Linked DNA regions of Homo sapiens: region 2 is linked to region 1. Evidence: chromatin loops called from intact Hi-C (ENCODE). Cell type or tissue: ascending aorta. All regions are shown on one strand. Each heading gives the region's core, and the rest is flanking DNA. Links, peaks and the distances in the headings are about the cores only.

What was found. Peaks named below come from ENCODE experiments on the same cell type or tissue, not always from the same donor. Only the 100,000 strongest peaks of a DNase experiment are listed, where the experiment ranks them.
Region 2: a loop joins it to region 1, with 2.4 times the contacts of the local background. A loop is called at or near these places in 13 of 110 quality-filtered maps.

What each region holds. Positions count from the first base shown.
Region 1 is chr17:7,482,548-7,491,555 of GRCh38, reverse strand. It overlaps SLC35G6 (solute carrier family 35 member G6), which reads right to left. Exons shown (of 2, transcript NM_001102614.2): 2 at 8,060-9,008. The coding sequence ends at 8,555. It overlaps POLR2A (RNA polymerase II subunit A), which reads right to left and starts at 7,190. Exons shown (of 30, transcript NM_000937.5): 1 at 6,699-7,190. The coding sequence starts at 6,791. It also overlaps a transcript of ZBTB4 not described here. RefSeq lists a silencer at 6,552-6,871 and enhancers at 5,990-6,983, 7,682-7,751, 7,842-7,891, 6,984-7,978, 7,982-8,251. In ascending aorta, for the core only: a CTCF peak has its summit at 6,560; DNase peaks (open chromatin) are centred at 6,805, 7,255, 7,585, 8,095 and 2 weaker places; H3K4me3 peaks cover 4,329 bases; H3K27ac peaks cover 3,079 bases.
Region 2 is chr17:7,849,130-7,854,129 of GRCh38, reverse strand. It overlaps KDM6B (lysine demethylase 6B), which reads right to left. Exons shown (of 24, transcript NM_001348716.2): 12 at 4,402-5,000; 13 at 4,183-4,309; 14 at 3,953-4,058; 15 at 2,904-3,109; 16 at 2,736-2,800; 17 at 2,581-2,652; 18 at 2,334-2,482; 19 at 2,065-2,179; 20 at 1,794-1,981; 21 at 1,494-1,635; 22 at 1,004-1,130; 23 at 750-920; 24 at 1-632. The coding sequence ends at 609. It overlaps LOC107987244 (a long non-coding RNA gene), which reads left to right and starts at 2,334. Exons shown (of 2, transcript XR_001752777.2): 1 at 2,334-2,673; 2 at 2,809-3,672. RefSeq lists enhancers at 378-1,342, 1,916-2,145, 1,343-2,306, 2,125-2,419, 2,476-2,585 and 1 more. In ascending aorta, for the core only: a CTCF peak has its summit at 2,181 (motif pointing right); a DNase peak (open chromatin) is centred at 2,209; H3K4me3 peaks cover 451 bases.

The sequences.
Region 1 (9,008 bases), core at 4,002-9,001:
ACGCCAATGCAGGCAGATCACCTGAGGTCAGGAGTTCGAGACCAGCCTGGCCAACATGGTAAAACCCTGTCTCTAATAAAAATACAAAAACTAGGCCAGGTGCGGTGGCTCATGCCTGTAATCCCAGCACTTTGCGAGGCCAAGGTGGGTGGATCACAAGGTCAGGAGTTCGAGACCAGTCTGGACAACACAGTAAAATCCCGTCTCTACTAAAAATACAAAAAAGAAATTAGCTGGGTGTGGTGGCGTGCTCCTGTAGTTCCTGCTACTCGGGAGGCTGAGGCAGAAGAATCGCTTGAATCCAGGAGGCAGAGGTTGCAGTGAGCACAGACTGTGCCACTATACTCCAGCCTGGGCAACAGAGCTGGAGTCCGTATCAAAAAAAAAAAGAACAGATTACTGCTTTAAATCCTTATTTAAATAAGTCAGGGTATAAATAAGTTATGCATTCCATGATAGACAGTTGTTTTTAATGAATAGGGGTCAACTACTGCGAAGGAAATCCAGCACCCTCTTTCCCCAAAATTTTGTGCACACGCTGGTACAAAGCTCTAGTACCAACCCGCCTTGTAACCTTCCCCTCACCTAGCAACATCTAAATCCATCTTCTAACAGCAAGGACAACAGCTCTATCTCAAAGCCAATTCAAAGACCCCTCCGTACCTCCATACACTCTGACCCCTAAGACTTCTGTAAAACATTTTAGCCTAAAATACCACCTGTTTCACAACAAGAGGCACCTTACTCACCCTCACCCATCCTTCTACCCAAAATTGAACCGTCTGTTGGTCCCTCAAAATACAGACATCGTATAAACTGCAAGACATGCAGAGCACTATCGAAGCCCAACAATCCTACACCCCAGAGATGACTCTGGTAGAGCTTTGTCAACAGTGTCCCATACTTTTATTTGTTATTATTCCATCTTGGGTCAGTACAACCTCCGCCTACCAGGTTCAAGTGGTTCATATGCCTCAGCCTCCCAAGTAGCTGGGATTACAGGCACCCACGACTACACCCAGCTGCTTTTTATATTTTTAGTACAGACGGGGTTTCACTAGGCTGGACAGGATGGTCTTGAACTCTTGACCCTCGGGGATTTGCCCACCTTGGCCTCCCGAAGTGCTGGGATTACAGGAGTGAGCCACCGTGCTCAGCCCATTTGTTATTATTATTTTTAAATTGAGATAGGGTCTTGCTGTGTTGCCCAGGCTGGTCCTGAACTCCTGGCCTCAAATGATCCTCCTGCCTCAGGCTCCGAAAGTGCTGGGATTACAGGCATGAGCCACGGCATGCATTTTTTTTCATGCTTTAAAAAAACCGTAAATACGTTCCCACTTTAACATAAGGCCTTCACTCTGCATACTTCTGAGTAACTTTTTCATTTATCCATAGATTCCCTAACATTATCAACAGCCCACAGTGCCCTTACCATTTCAGTAACTCTCACAGCACTTACTAGGTCAAAAGAGAGCCACAGCCGAGCGCGGTGGCTCACACCTGCAATCCCAGCACTTGGGGAGGCCAAGGTGGGCAGATCACTTGAGGTCAGAAGTTTGAGACCGGTCTGGCCAATGTGGTGAAACCCTGTCTCTACCAAAAATACAAAAATTGCCGGGCATGGTGGCGGATGCCTGTGATCCCAGCTGCTTGAGAGGCTGAGGGAGGAGAGTAGCTTGAACCCAGGAGGCAGAGGTTACAGTGAGCTGAGATCTCACCTCTGCATTCCAGCCTAGGCAACAGAGCAAGACTCCATCTTTCCAAGAAAAGACAGCAATTTATTAAGCACCTAGACCCAAACAACTTAAGCATTTATGTCCTAGGAACTTACTAGCCATTTGAGAAAATACACACAAGTTGAAAATACTATTAATATATTAAAACAAAATAACATTTTTATTTCTTTACCAAATAACCATCTCACTCACTTATGGCGCCTGTTAGGCACTGCACCTCTCAAACCTTGGAATCAGACTAAACAGCACCACCTTTATTTCTTCTACAAACTGATTTTTGCCTGTACTTAGCAACTGCTAAAAACCCAGTTTCACAAAAATATGACATTATAGAAAGGGATTTGGCACCATCTAATGTTGAAACAGAACTACCAGGAACTAGGAGTTCCAGGGTATCTGACAAATGTACCTGTGTTTCTCTTGGAAATTTAAAATACCTCACTGTGCCCACCGTGTGCCACAGTGTCTCAGGGCATCAGCACAGTGTGGGACCTTATTGGGAAGTTCCTCTATTACATTGTAAGAATACACCCTAAGTTATTCAACAGGATTCCTATTAGTAAATACCGAGTAATTTATAATTGTCACTTTCAAACAATGTTGCAATAAAAGTCCTTCTACATTATCTATGCATATTTGCCCAATTATTTCATTCACTTGTTTATTCAACTAATTTTTATTACATGTCTATCATGTGCCAGGCACTACCTGAGATACTAAGGGAACATGAATAACACAGACAAAGTCCCTCATGAAATTCATTCTCTAGCAAGGAAGCAAGAAACAGAAAAACTAATCCTTTCTGGAGTGACAGGCTGTGAAGGAAAATATAGCAGAGAATGATCAGAGAAAACAAGGGAAGGGCGGGGGATGCTATTTAAACAGAGTGGTCAGGGAAGCGCTCCTAAAGATATGACATCGGCCAGGCGCAGTGGCTCATGCCTGGAATCCCAGCACTTTGGGAGGCAGAGGAGGGGGATCGCTTGAGCCCAGTTCACCAGCCTAGGTAACATAGTGAGAACCCATCTCTACAACAAATTTAAAAATTAGGCATGGTGGTATGAGCCTGTTGTCCCAGCTACTGAGGTGGGGGTTGGGGGTCTGTCTGAGGTGGGAGCATTTTTTTTTTTTTTTTGAGACGGAGTCTCGCTCTGTTGCCCAGGCTGGAATGCAGGAGCGCAATCTCGGCTCACTGCAAGCTCCACCTCCCGGGTTCACGCCATTCTCCGGCCTCAGCCTCCCAGGTAGCTGGGACTACAGGCACCTGCCACCACGCCCTGCTAATTTTTTGTATTTTTAGGGGAGACGGGGTTTCACCGTGTTAGCCAGGACGGTCTCGATCTCCTGACCTCGTGATCCGCCCGCCTCAGCCTCCCAAAGTGCTGGGACTACAGGTGTGAGCCACCGCGCCTGGCCTTTTTTTTTTTTTTTTTGAGACAGTCTCACTCCGTCACGCAGGCTGGAGTGCAATGGCACAGTATCAGCTCAATGCAACCTCGACCTCCCAGGTTAAACTGATTCTCCTACCTCAGCTTCCCTAGTAGCTGGGACTACAGAGGCGTGCCACCACACCTAGCTAATTTTTGTATTTTTAGTAAAGACAGAGTTTCACTATTTTGGCCAGGCTGGTCTCAAACTCCTGACCTCGTTATCTGCCCACCTTGGCCTCCCAAAGTGCTGGGATTACAGACGTGATTGAGCCTGGCCAGGGAGCATCTTTTGAGCCCAAGAGGCTGCAGTGAGCTGGGATCGAGCCACTGCACTCCAGCCTGGGGGACAGAGGGATACCCCGTGTCCAAAAAAAAAAAAAGATATGCCATTTCAACACAGAACATACAGACATAAAGGAACAGGCATGCAGAGCAGAGGTCTGAGCAACGTTGTTCCAAGCAGGAGGAATAGTGAATAATAAAGTCCTTGAGGTGGGAATAAGCTTGCAGTGTTAGAGGAGCAAGCAGTCAGCGTGGTTCAAGAAAAGCAAAGAGGAGACTAGTAATGAGATGGAGAAGCAAGCAGGAGCCAGATAAAACAGCACTTTATAGGTCAGAGTAAGGAGTCCTGAAACCTCTGGAAAGGATTCTATGAAGGGAAGGGATGAAGAGATCTCTCTAGCCTGTTCTAGCTGTTCTTACAAACTGTAGGAAGACCAATTAGGGCTCTATAGCACCCCACAGGAAAGATGACAGTAGGGTGGGATATGGTGGGACATGGTGGTGGAGATGGTCATAAATGGCTGGATTCCAGGCATATTTTGAAAGGTAGGACTGACACTCTGGCAGATGGACTAAGTGGAGATTGTGAGAAAGAGAATCAAAGATGGCTTTTAGATTTTTGGCCTGAGCAAATGGATGAATGGAGAAACTATTTAATGAACCATGCAAGACTGGGAAAGGGGCATCATTGAGGGGATAATTAAGCTTTTTTAACCTAAGGATGAATTTTTATAAGTGGTAATGCTTGATCAAATGATTTACATATTAAAAGGTTGATAAAATTGTTAGACCAGAGGCCGGGCATGGTGGCTCATGCCTGTAATCCCAGCACTTTGGGAGGCCAAGGCGGGCGGGTCCTCTGAGGTCAGGAGTTCAAGACCAGCCTGGGCAACACGGCAAAACCCCATCTCTACTAAAATACAAAAATAGCCAGGCATCGTGGCACACGCCTGTAATCCCAGCTACTTGGGAGGCTAAGGCAGGAGAATCGCTTGAACCCGAGAGGTGGAGGTTGCAGTGTGCCAAGATCGTGCCACTGCACTCCAGTCTGGGCAACAAGAGTGAGATTCCATCTCGAAAAAAAAAAAATTGTCAGACCATCCTCCAAAAAGGTTATACCAATCTATCTTTCTACCAACAATGTATAAGCACGTCTATTTCCCAGTATTTTTGCCAGCAGGGAAAAAAAATCAGATGAGAAAAAATTTTATTTTAATCTGGATTTTTTTTATTAGAAAGTCTACTCTTTGTTGGCCATTTGCACTATTTCTGTGAACTGCCTATTCATCTCCTTTACCCATTTTTCTAGTAGATAGGTACTTTCCTTACTGATTTGTGTTCCTTGTACATCAATAAATTTAACCTTGTCTGCGTAATTGCAAATACTGTTTCCTGATCTGTTTTTCAGCTTTGCCACAGTGCCTCTATAAACAGAAGTGGCTCTTATTTTTATGTAGTGAAATCTGCCTTGGTCTTCCTTATATATAACGTTTAGCTCATTTTAGGCACTCCATAAAATTTGCCTATAATTAATTCACTACTATTAAGGACTTCTGTCTCTGGTATCAGCCCTGCAAAAGCCTTCTATTTTTTTTCTAGTGCTTTATGGGTTTTTTTAGGTTTAAGTCTTAACTTCATCTGGAACTGATTCTGTGGTATGGTGTGAGGTCAGGACGTTCTGACTCCTGACATAGCTGAACTTTCTCCCAGCAAAAATGGTCTCTATCCACAAACAGCCACTTAACTCCATTCTTTCCAGCCAGTGGGCTCCTCTACTTAGCGCCACAAGGGAAAAAGTCCAAGTCACCAATAGCTCTCCCCTAGGGCTGCCCTCCTCTCTCTGGTCTCTCCTCCTCTCGCATCAGTTCTTCATAGAGCAACTACAGCAGTAGTTTTTTCAAATGTGCTGTCACTCTGTTTATAATTGTCAACGACTACCTACTGAAAATGGAATTAAGTCCTGACTCCTTACCATAATATACAATATCCCATGCTTCTCCAGCCTATTTCTGTAACACTCTTCTCTCATCCACTAAACCTCAGCCACACCGGCCGCCTTTCACCCTGTAGGACAAGCCCAAGTTCATTTCTCCCTCAGGCCCTTTGCACTTGCTATTTCCTCTGCCGGAAAAGCTCTCGCCATCCAAACTATGGCTTCGACGACTGGCTGCCTCTCATCATTTGGGTAATGTCTTCTAAGATAGGCCTTCCCAGACCCTGACGCCATCCCATCTAAAGTAGCCCCACCTCGACGGGCGCGGTAGCTCACGCCTGTAATCCCAGCACTTTGAGAGGCCGAGGCGGGTGGATCACCTGAAGTCAGGAGTTCAGCCATTGCACTCTGGCCTGGGGAATAAGAGCGAAACTCCGTCTCAAAAAAAAAAAAAAAAAAAAAAAGACGGGGGAGAATCACCTCAGGGCAGGCGTTCGAGACCAGCCTGGCCAACATGGCAAAACCCCTCCTCTACTAAAAATACAAAAATTAGCGGGGCATGGTGGCGCATGCCTGTAATCCCAGCTACTCAGGAGGCTAAGGCAGGAGAATCGCTTGAACCCGGGAGGCGGAGATTGCAGTGAGCCGAGATCGTGCCATTGCACTCCAGCCTGGGCGACAGAGCAAGACTCCGTCTCAAAAAATAAAATAAAATAAAAATAAAAAAATAAAGTAGCCCCAGCTCAGTGACTCTCCATGGGATTACCCCTTTTCACTCTATTCGAGACAAATGCCATTAACTGAATTATCTCATTCATTCATTGTATTCATGTTTACTGCTTGCCCTTTCCCACAGACAGTGCTCTTGAAGGTAGGGTCCTGGTCTGTCGTGTTCACCTCTGTAACCCGAGTCTCCTGTGTCTTCAACAGAGCAGGTGCTCAGTTAACATTTGTATTACAGAAGAGGAGGAAGCTACCCGGGTTTGGCTTCTTAACCAAACTTGTAAAGACTCCCTAGGATTCGTCGGATCGCCTTTAACGTCGGTAACTCTGGAGTGTGAAATCAGTCATCCTTCTCTCCCTCCTTCTCACCCTCCAGCCAGCCCCCCATCTCGGACAAAGCGCTACGCCTGCTCAACTCTTTGCAAAATATAACTCTGGGAGGCCCGAGACTGGCGCCTACACGGCCTTGGCGCTGCTGAGCCATGCTCCTGGCCCGTCACCCATAAGCAGCGAGAAAGCGCCAAGTTTCCGCAGCCCCCGTCCGGCCCCGCCCGCCAGGGGAGGAGGGGGGAAGGGGAGGACAGAGCCGCTTACCAGTTCATCCGGACTCAGGACTCCGAACTGGACTCTCTTGATGGTGCGCAGCGGGCATGCGCTGTCCCCCGAGGGGGGGCCACCCCCGTGCATGGCGGAGGCAGGCGCGCTGCGCAGGCGCAAACCTCACTACAAAAAGCCTGCGCCGCCTCCGCCTAGGTGCTCAGACCTCGTCAGGGCGGCCACCGGGAAGGACCTCCCCGAGTTGGGAGGAAAAAGCCGGAGGAGGGGAAGGTGGGGGAGGGAAGGAGGCGGGGAAATAAGGAGCGAAAGGAGCCCTTCTTTCCCTTACCGGAAATTTTTCAGCTCCCAAAAAGGAAAAAAAAAGAAGGGAAAAGGAAAAGGTTTTTGGGGGAGGAAGAAGAAAAAGGGTAACGAATAAATAAGTAACCGGGTTCCTGAACGGCAGAGGTTACGGCAGTTTGTCTCTCCCCCTTCCGGGAGCCGCCTTCTTCTCCAACCGTCCCGGCCGCGCTCTCGGCGCTTCTGAGCAGCGAACTCGCTGAACGACGCTTCTTATAGATTCGCCCTCGCGTCCCCGCCCCTTCCTTTCCCGCCCTCCCTTGCGCTACGGGGCCGCCTGCGCAGGCCCGCAAGGGGTGCGAGCCAGAGTCGTGGGTAAACCCCCCGCTCGCTGGTTGGGCGACCTTTTGAAGTGACAGGGAGAGAAGAATTTTTTTCTTTAATCCCACCGCCTCTCCTCGCTGCTCCCTTTTGCACTGAGGCTTAAGGTTTGAAGACTCGAGGGTAAAATTGGGCCGCTTTCATTCTAGTTTGGACAACGGTTTCATCTTCAGCAAAAGCCTCTCATTCGTAGCCCCCCCCAGCTGGAAAATGGTCTGCTCTGCGAATCGGTAATGGCGGCGGGGCGGGGCGGGTCCTCCCGGGGAAGGGCGGTTGCTCATGAATATGCAGTTCTCTTGCTGAATATGCATGAACAAACCAAGATGGCAGGACCAGTGGCTTGTCCGGAAGTAGCCGATGTTTGTCAAACGGCCCCCGGAGACGGGTGGGCATCTCCTGGCCTGTAATGCCGCGCTGTACCGAGCCATGATCCTAGATCCATGGCCTGAGCCTCTCGAAGAGACTTCAGCTGGGAGGCCTGCTCTGGAAGGAGGGTGGCCACTGTCCGGGAGAGATCACGGGACCGCGACAATCCGAGAAAAGCAGATTAGCCATGGGGCGGGCCACGAAAGTCCTGGGGGATTTGGGGTCAAGGCATCTGAACATTAGGAAATCCTCCACTTTGTAGAATATTTCAGGAATAAAATGGGGGGCGGGGATCCCAAGGGGTTCTCCAATGAGAACGGTCGTAGGACTTTCCACTCTCCCTCCAAAGCAGAGACGACACCACTGCAAGCCACATTCAGAGTAATCCTTGTTTGATGTCAATGTCACGTCACCACCCCAAGGGGGGGGCACAAGCACGAGGAAAGGAAACCTTTGCCGTGAGGGGAGGGGTGGGGAGGCACGCTCCCCTCCCCCACCGCAGCTGCTGGCTCTGTCTTTGCCGGAACACTCCAGCCCCAATGCTCTTCTCTTTGCTGCTGAGTGAAGTCCTCCCCGTGGCCCACGGCCTCCCTGCCTCAGCCGTTTGGATCTGCTCCTCAGACTTTACCCCTTAGTTATGCCCTGATTCCAGGACCCAGCCTGGTCTCCACATCCCTTGGTCCCAGGCTGGCCCCAGGTCTTCCAGGTAGTCCCTCTCCACCAAGTCCCCAAGTCACCCTTGACTCTGAGAGGTATCCCTCTCCCACACCAGTTCTTTTCCAGTCACTTCTCCTCCCATGTTTGTCTTCAGTCTTTGCCTCTATTTATCCCTGTCCCTCCCAACCCCCGGGCTCCCAAGTTCTATCTCACTCCTCCACCTTCCCTTCCCTCTCACAGCTGAGGTTCCAGGCTGTGATGATGGCAATGCTGCCCAGCACAACCCCTGCCCCCACGATGTCAGAAGGTGCCACAGTCTCATGGAGCATATAATACTGCAGTATAAGGGCCACCACCACCTCGGAATGCAGGACAGCGCACACCAGGGCAGGGTGGGCCTTGGTGACCGCATAGCTCACACATGTGAAGGAGACCAAGGCGAGGATCCCCACTGCCCCCACACAACTCCAACTCGGGAGATCACTGGGCAACACGGGGGGCTGCAGCACAAAGAGGCCTGGCACAGAGCCCAGCAGCCCCACCAAGCCAGATAGGAAGGCCACTGTTGGGAGGCAGGAGGGAAAGTGCAGAGAACGATAGACCAGAAGCCCCAGGGACAGCGCCAGTCCTCCCACGAAAGCCTGCCCATAGCCCAGGGCGGTG
Region 2 (5,000 bases), core at 1-5,000, 370 kb before region 1:
GTCGGGTTTTCCCAAAAATGAATAAATAGAGGTGAGTGGGACTGTTATAAATTAAAAACAAAAAAACAAGAAAAGAACAAAAAATACAAATCATAACCAAGTGAATAAAGAGACATGTACAGGGGTCACAGCTAGCATTGGAAGTAAAAAAGGAGGTTCCGGGGGAGGGGTAAAGCCCATAGAAAGAATCTCATTAAAAACCTCGGCTGCCGTAACGTCTATGTACATACACGAGCCGCGTGCATCTGCGCCGGGCGGGCGGGCGGCTGGCAGGGTGAGGGAACCCGTATGTGACCCCCGCCGCCGCCGGAGCCTGGTCCTTGTGTCTGTTGCTAAAAAGGCCAAAGTCGGTGAGGGGAGGCGCTGGTGGGCGAGGGGCTGCCAGCCCCCTCCCCCGTCTCCCATTTTTTTTCCTTTTTTCCTCATATTTGCTAAAAAAAAAAAAAAAGTTTTTCTTAATAAATTAAGTGAGGGGAGCTGCCAATGGGGTGGAAGGGCTGGGCCCGACCCCCTTCTCGGCCACAGGCGGGACCTAGGTCCAGCCCAGGCATGTGCTGGTGGCCCCGCGGCGCCTTGCGCGGGCAGGCAGGCGGGCGGGGCGTCCGGCCTCATCGCGACGTGCTGGCTGGGGCCTGGGGGGAGAAAGCCGGCGGGGGCTCAGGGAAAGGCGCGGCCGGGCTCCCGAAGCCCGTCCCTGCAGCCTGCCCCAGTGCCCTCCTCCGCTGCCCGCGCGCCCGCCGGGCCCTCACCAGCGTGAAGGCGTCGTAGGCCTGAGCCAGCTCCTCAGTGCGGTACTGCTCCAGCACCACCACGCCCTGCAGGCCTGCGCTGCGGCGCCGGGCACAGCCCTCGCAGTGTACCAGGTACGTGTTGCGGCTGCCATTCTCACTTGTCACGAACAGGATGTTAAACACCTCCACCTGGGGCAGGGAGGACAGTGCAGTCAGGGGGAGGGAGGGCCACTGTGGACACTCAGGGAGAGCAGCAGAGCCGGCCCACTCACATCGCACTCGTTGCAGTAGTAGGCTGGCTCGTCCTTGACACGGCCCTGGTAAGCGATTTTCTTCCCTGCCCGCACCAGGCTCTCGCGTTGCACCTGGCAGTGCTTCATGGACTGCAGCAGGCAGAACCTGGGGAGCAGTGGGGTTGTGTTGAGACCACCGGCAAGGAGGAGGCCTGAGGCAGGGCTGGAGCAAGGGCAGAGGGGTGGGCAGCCCCAGGGCCCTCCCCTAGGGGCCTCCCCGCTTCATGTCTAGGTCACATCCTCTGTCCTGGGCATCTGTTATAGGCGAAGTTTCCTGTGGCTTTTGTCTATTTGGACCACTAGAAAAGGTCATGACAGCAAGGACCTAGTTAGCCTCCCCAACACAGTAACACTCGGGGCACAGGCAGACAAGGATGGAGAGAGGTAAAAATGGGGTGGAGTCAGACAGGAAGAACAAGAAAAGGGACCAGTCAGTGGAGGTGGGCTCCCACCCAAATAGGGTCCTCACTTGATCATCTTGAACAAGTCGGGGTCGCTGATTTTGACCGTGCGAGCCACGTTCCATGACACGTGAATCATGGGCACGATGGATTTGACGTTCTTCACCTCATTCCACTCGTATCGTTCCAGGGCCAGCTGGTACTGATAGGCTGCGGGCCAAAGGCGATCACAACAGGACTCTCAAACAGCCCCCAGACACCTAGGCCCAAGCCCCTTCCCTCACTGCTGGCGGCTCTCCAAGCCCCAGCCTCCCAGGCCCTTGCCGCTGAGGCGCCACACCACGCCAACACCTGCCCCACCCTCTCACCGGTGAGGGGCCCCACGTTCCAGGCAATGTTGTTGCACCAGCCGGTGGCCTGCACCCAGTGCACAGTCCCCGCATTAATCCACACGAGGTCTCCGGGTCGCTGCACGAAGCGGTACACAGGAATATTGGATGCATAGAGATCATCCAGGATTGGCCACCAGGAACCCGTCAAGTAGTCCACGCCGTGCCTGCGGGGTGGCCACAGGTCAGGTGGGAACTGGGGACCGAGGGCGGGGACGCGGCAGTCTGACTTGCGCAGGACGGCACGCACCGATCACAGAAAGCGCTGATGGTCTCCCAGTAGTGCTCGTGCACCGCGAACCACTCGCAGTCGCCTGGGCCAATGTTGATGTTGACGGAGCAGAAGTTGTTATTCTCCTGGTGGCCTGCAGGGGTCGACAGAGAACGGCATGGCTGGCCAGGTCGGAACTGCGATCCCCGATAGCCCCGCCCTCTGCCCTCATTGGCTGACGGCTGAGCGCCGCCGCCAGCCCCTCCTCTCGCGCTTCCAGCATCAGCGCGCACAGGCGTGGAGCGCACCTGGCGTTCGGCTGCCGGGCACCTTCATGTACAGCTGCACCGTGTTCATGCCCAGGATGGTGTGGCCCACGTGGCTCAGCATGTTGCCCGTGGATGTTACCCGCATGAAGGCGGGCAGCTTCAGCAGCTCCTGCAGCTGGGGCTTCCACCTGCGGTGCGGAAGTGCGACGAGAGGCTACACCCCGCCCCCGCCACGAGGTCCTAGCAGCACTCCTGCCCCAACTTCCCTGGCCTCAGCCCCACTGACCGCTTAGCATCAGACAAGTCGATGTTGGTGCCAAACTTGATGATGTGATGGTTCTTCGGGTCTGGTGCGCTGCTGCTGGGGCGAAGAGCACAGGTTGGTGGAGAGCAGAGGGAGGGGAAGGAAGCAGGAACAGAAGGGGCACACCTGCACAGTACCTAGGAGGGGTTCCAGTGGTGCTGTCTGGCTCCTCTGACTCCTCATCCTCACTCTCCTTCTCCTCCTGTTCAGCCAGAGGGTAGGCAGGCCTGGGTCAGAGACCTTTCGAGAGCCCTCCCACCGCAGCCCCGTCCCAGGACCTGCCTCTGGCCACGTTCTCATCTCACCTGCAGAGACTCCTGGAAGGATGAGGCCTGGTACTGTGCGTACTTGGCAATGGTGGTGTGGGAACGGGAGCTCTCACAAGGCCAGATCTGCCGAGTGCCTGTCAGATCCCAGTTCTCATCTGAGGGCTGCTGCACCTGGGTGCGAACTTCCACGGTGTGTTCGCCACTCGCTTCCACCAGGGTCTTGGTGGAGAAGAGGCCCAAGTCTGGAAGGGAGGGCCGAGCAGGGTGTCGGGGCAGAGGCAGAGGATAGGGACCGAGGACCCAATCGACCCTTTCCCTTCCTACTCCTCTGGCTCTGACAGGGTGGTCATAGGTTTAGCAGAGCTCAGCCCAGAAGAAATAGGCAGGAGCCCTAGCCCCACAGGAAGCTGGGAGTGCTGGCCTCTATCTGCATCCTCACCAGCCCTCTTTCTCCTGCAGCTGCTCAAGGACTCAGCCCCTAGACCAGTGTTCCCAGATGTGTGCGTGGCCATGTGCACCGCACCTGACAGACACATAGTAGGTGCTCAATGAATGGCAGCTTCTTTTTTCCCCATTTGGAGTCTAGTCAAAACAGCAGCTTCTTTGAGTTACCATTGGATCCAATTAAAGATTAAAGATTCAGTCAAGTGAAAGCCTGAAATGTGCTTCAAATAACTCAGTGTGGGGAAGGGAGAACATACAGGTATAAAGGAGACAAGATTGACCTTTGTATTTCTATACAGCTTTCTCTAATTTTGTATGTGTTTGAAATTCTGCGCAATAAAAGACTGAGAGAGAGCCCCAACATCACAGATTTTCAGGGGTTTTCTAAAATCTGTATTATTCTCTTCCTTAATCACCAAAAAATTCAGAAATGACTAATCAGGCCCTGACTATGGCCCCTTCTCCCTTGCCAAATGCTGGAGACAGACAGATGGGAGAAGAGCCCAAGGCCAGCAGACCCATCACTCAGTGGACTCCTCACGGCCACTGTCATGAGTCTTCAAGTGTGGGATTTCTCAGAGGGTCCTACATGCCCCAGACCCTTGTAGCCCTCCCTAACACTTTCTGCCCCCCATACTCACTGAGCCGCAGGGAGCCCGCCAGGCCCCGGATCACTGTGATGGGATTTCGAGGGTCTGTACAGAACTGCAGCAGGACAGGTGAGAAGGCATCCCGTTTGCTCTCCAGCTGAGACATGACCAGGAGAGCTGGGGTCAGAGCCCTGGCCCAGGCTCAGAGCACCCCAGCAGTCCCCAACACTGTCTTAGAACCCTCTGGCAGGGGTGGTTCTGAGGCCAAGTGGCACACATACATAGATGCTGGGTGTAGGGGGGTTGAGTTTTTCCCGGGGCAGCTTCTCCTCAGTGTTGATCTTCGGTTTCACAGACTGGGCAGGGGAAAGGTAGGACTCTCGAAACTTCCCTTTCACCTTGGCATTCCTGCGGGAGGACAGTGGAATGAAGACAGAAACATCAGGGTGATGGGGGAAGGGAGCCTGTCTCCGGGACAAGCAAGCAGGCAGCCGACTCACCTGCTGGCGCGCACGACGTCAGCAGCACAGTGGCTGATGGTGAGGTCTGCCATGCGCAGCCGCCGCTCTTCCACCTCAGAGGCGATAAAGGTCTCCTTGTCACCACTCTCTACCTTGATGAGCCGGATCTTCAGCTCCTTGGGGGGCCCCTCACTAAGTGAGCGCAGCTTCAGCATGTCGGCCCGGCTGACACCCGGTGGCCCTGGGGCTTCCTCCCGAGCCTTCTTTCCAGGGACAGAGGCTGACGGGGGTGTGGGCTGGGCAGAAGGTGCAGGAGCTGATGGAGGGGCTGGAGCTGTGGGTGGCTTGGCCTTGGAGGCCCCGCCAAGATCGGGCCGGGACTTCTCACGACCCTGGATCTCCTCGCTCTGCAGGTCCAGGTTCCCCAGCACCCGGCGGCTCTTTTCTTTGGGGACCTTGGCCTTGGCCTTTGCCCTGCCCTCACGGGGCCGACGACCCACACTGTCCTTACAGGCCCGCCTGTGCCGCCGATGCTCCTTCTGATGCTCCTTCTGTCGCCGCTTACAGCTGCCTGACACTGCCGCCACCCCGCCAGCCTCCTCCTTGGCCTGTGCGGGGGGCAGCAGTCGCTCAGTCCC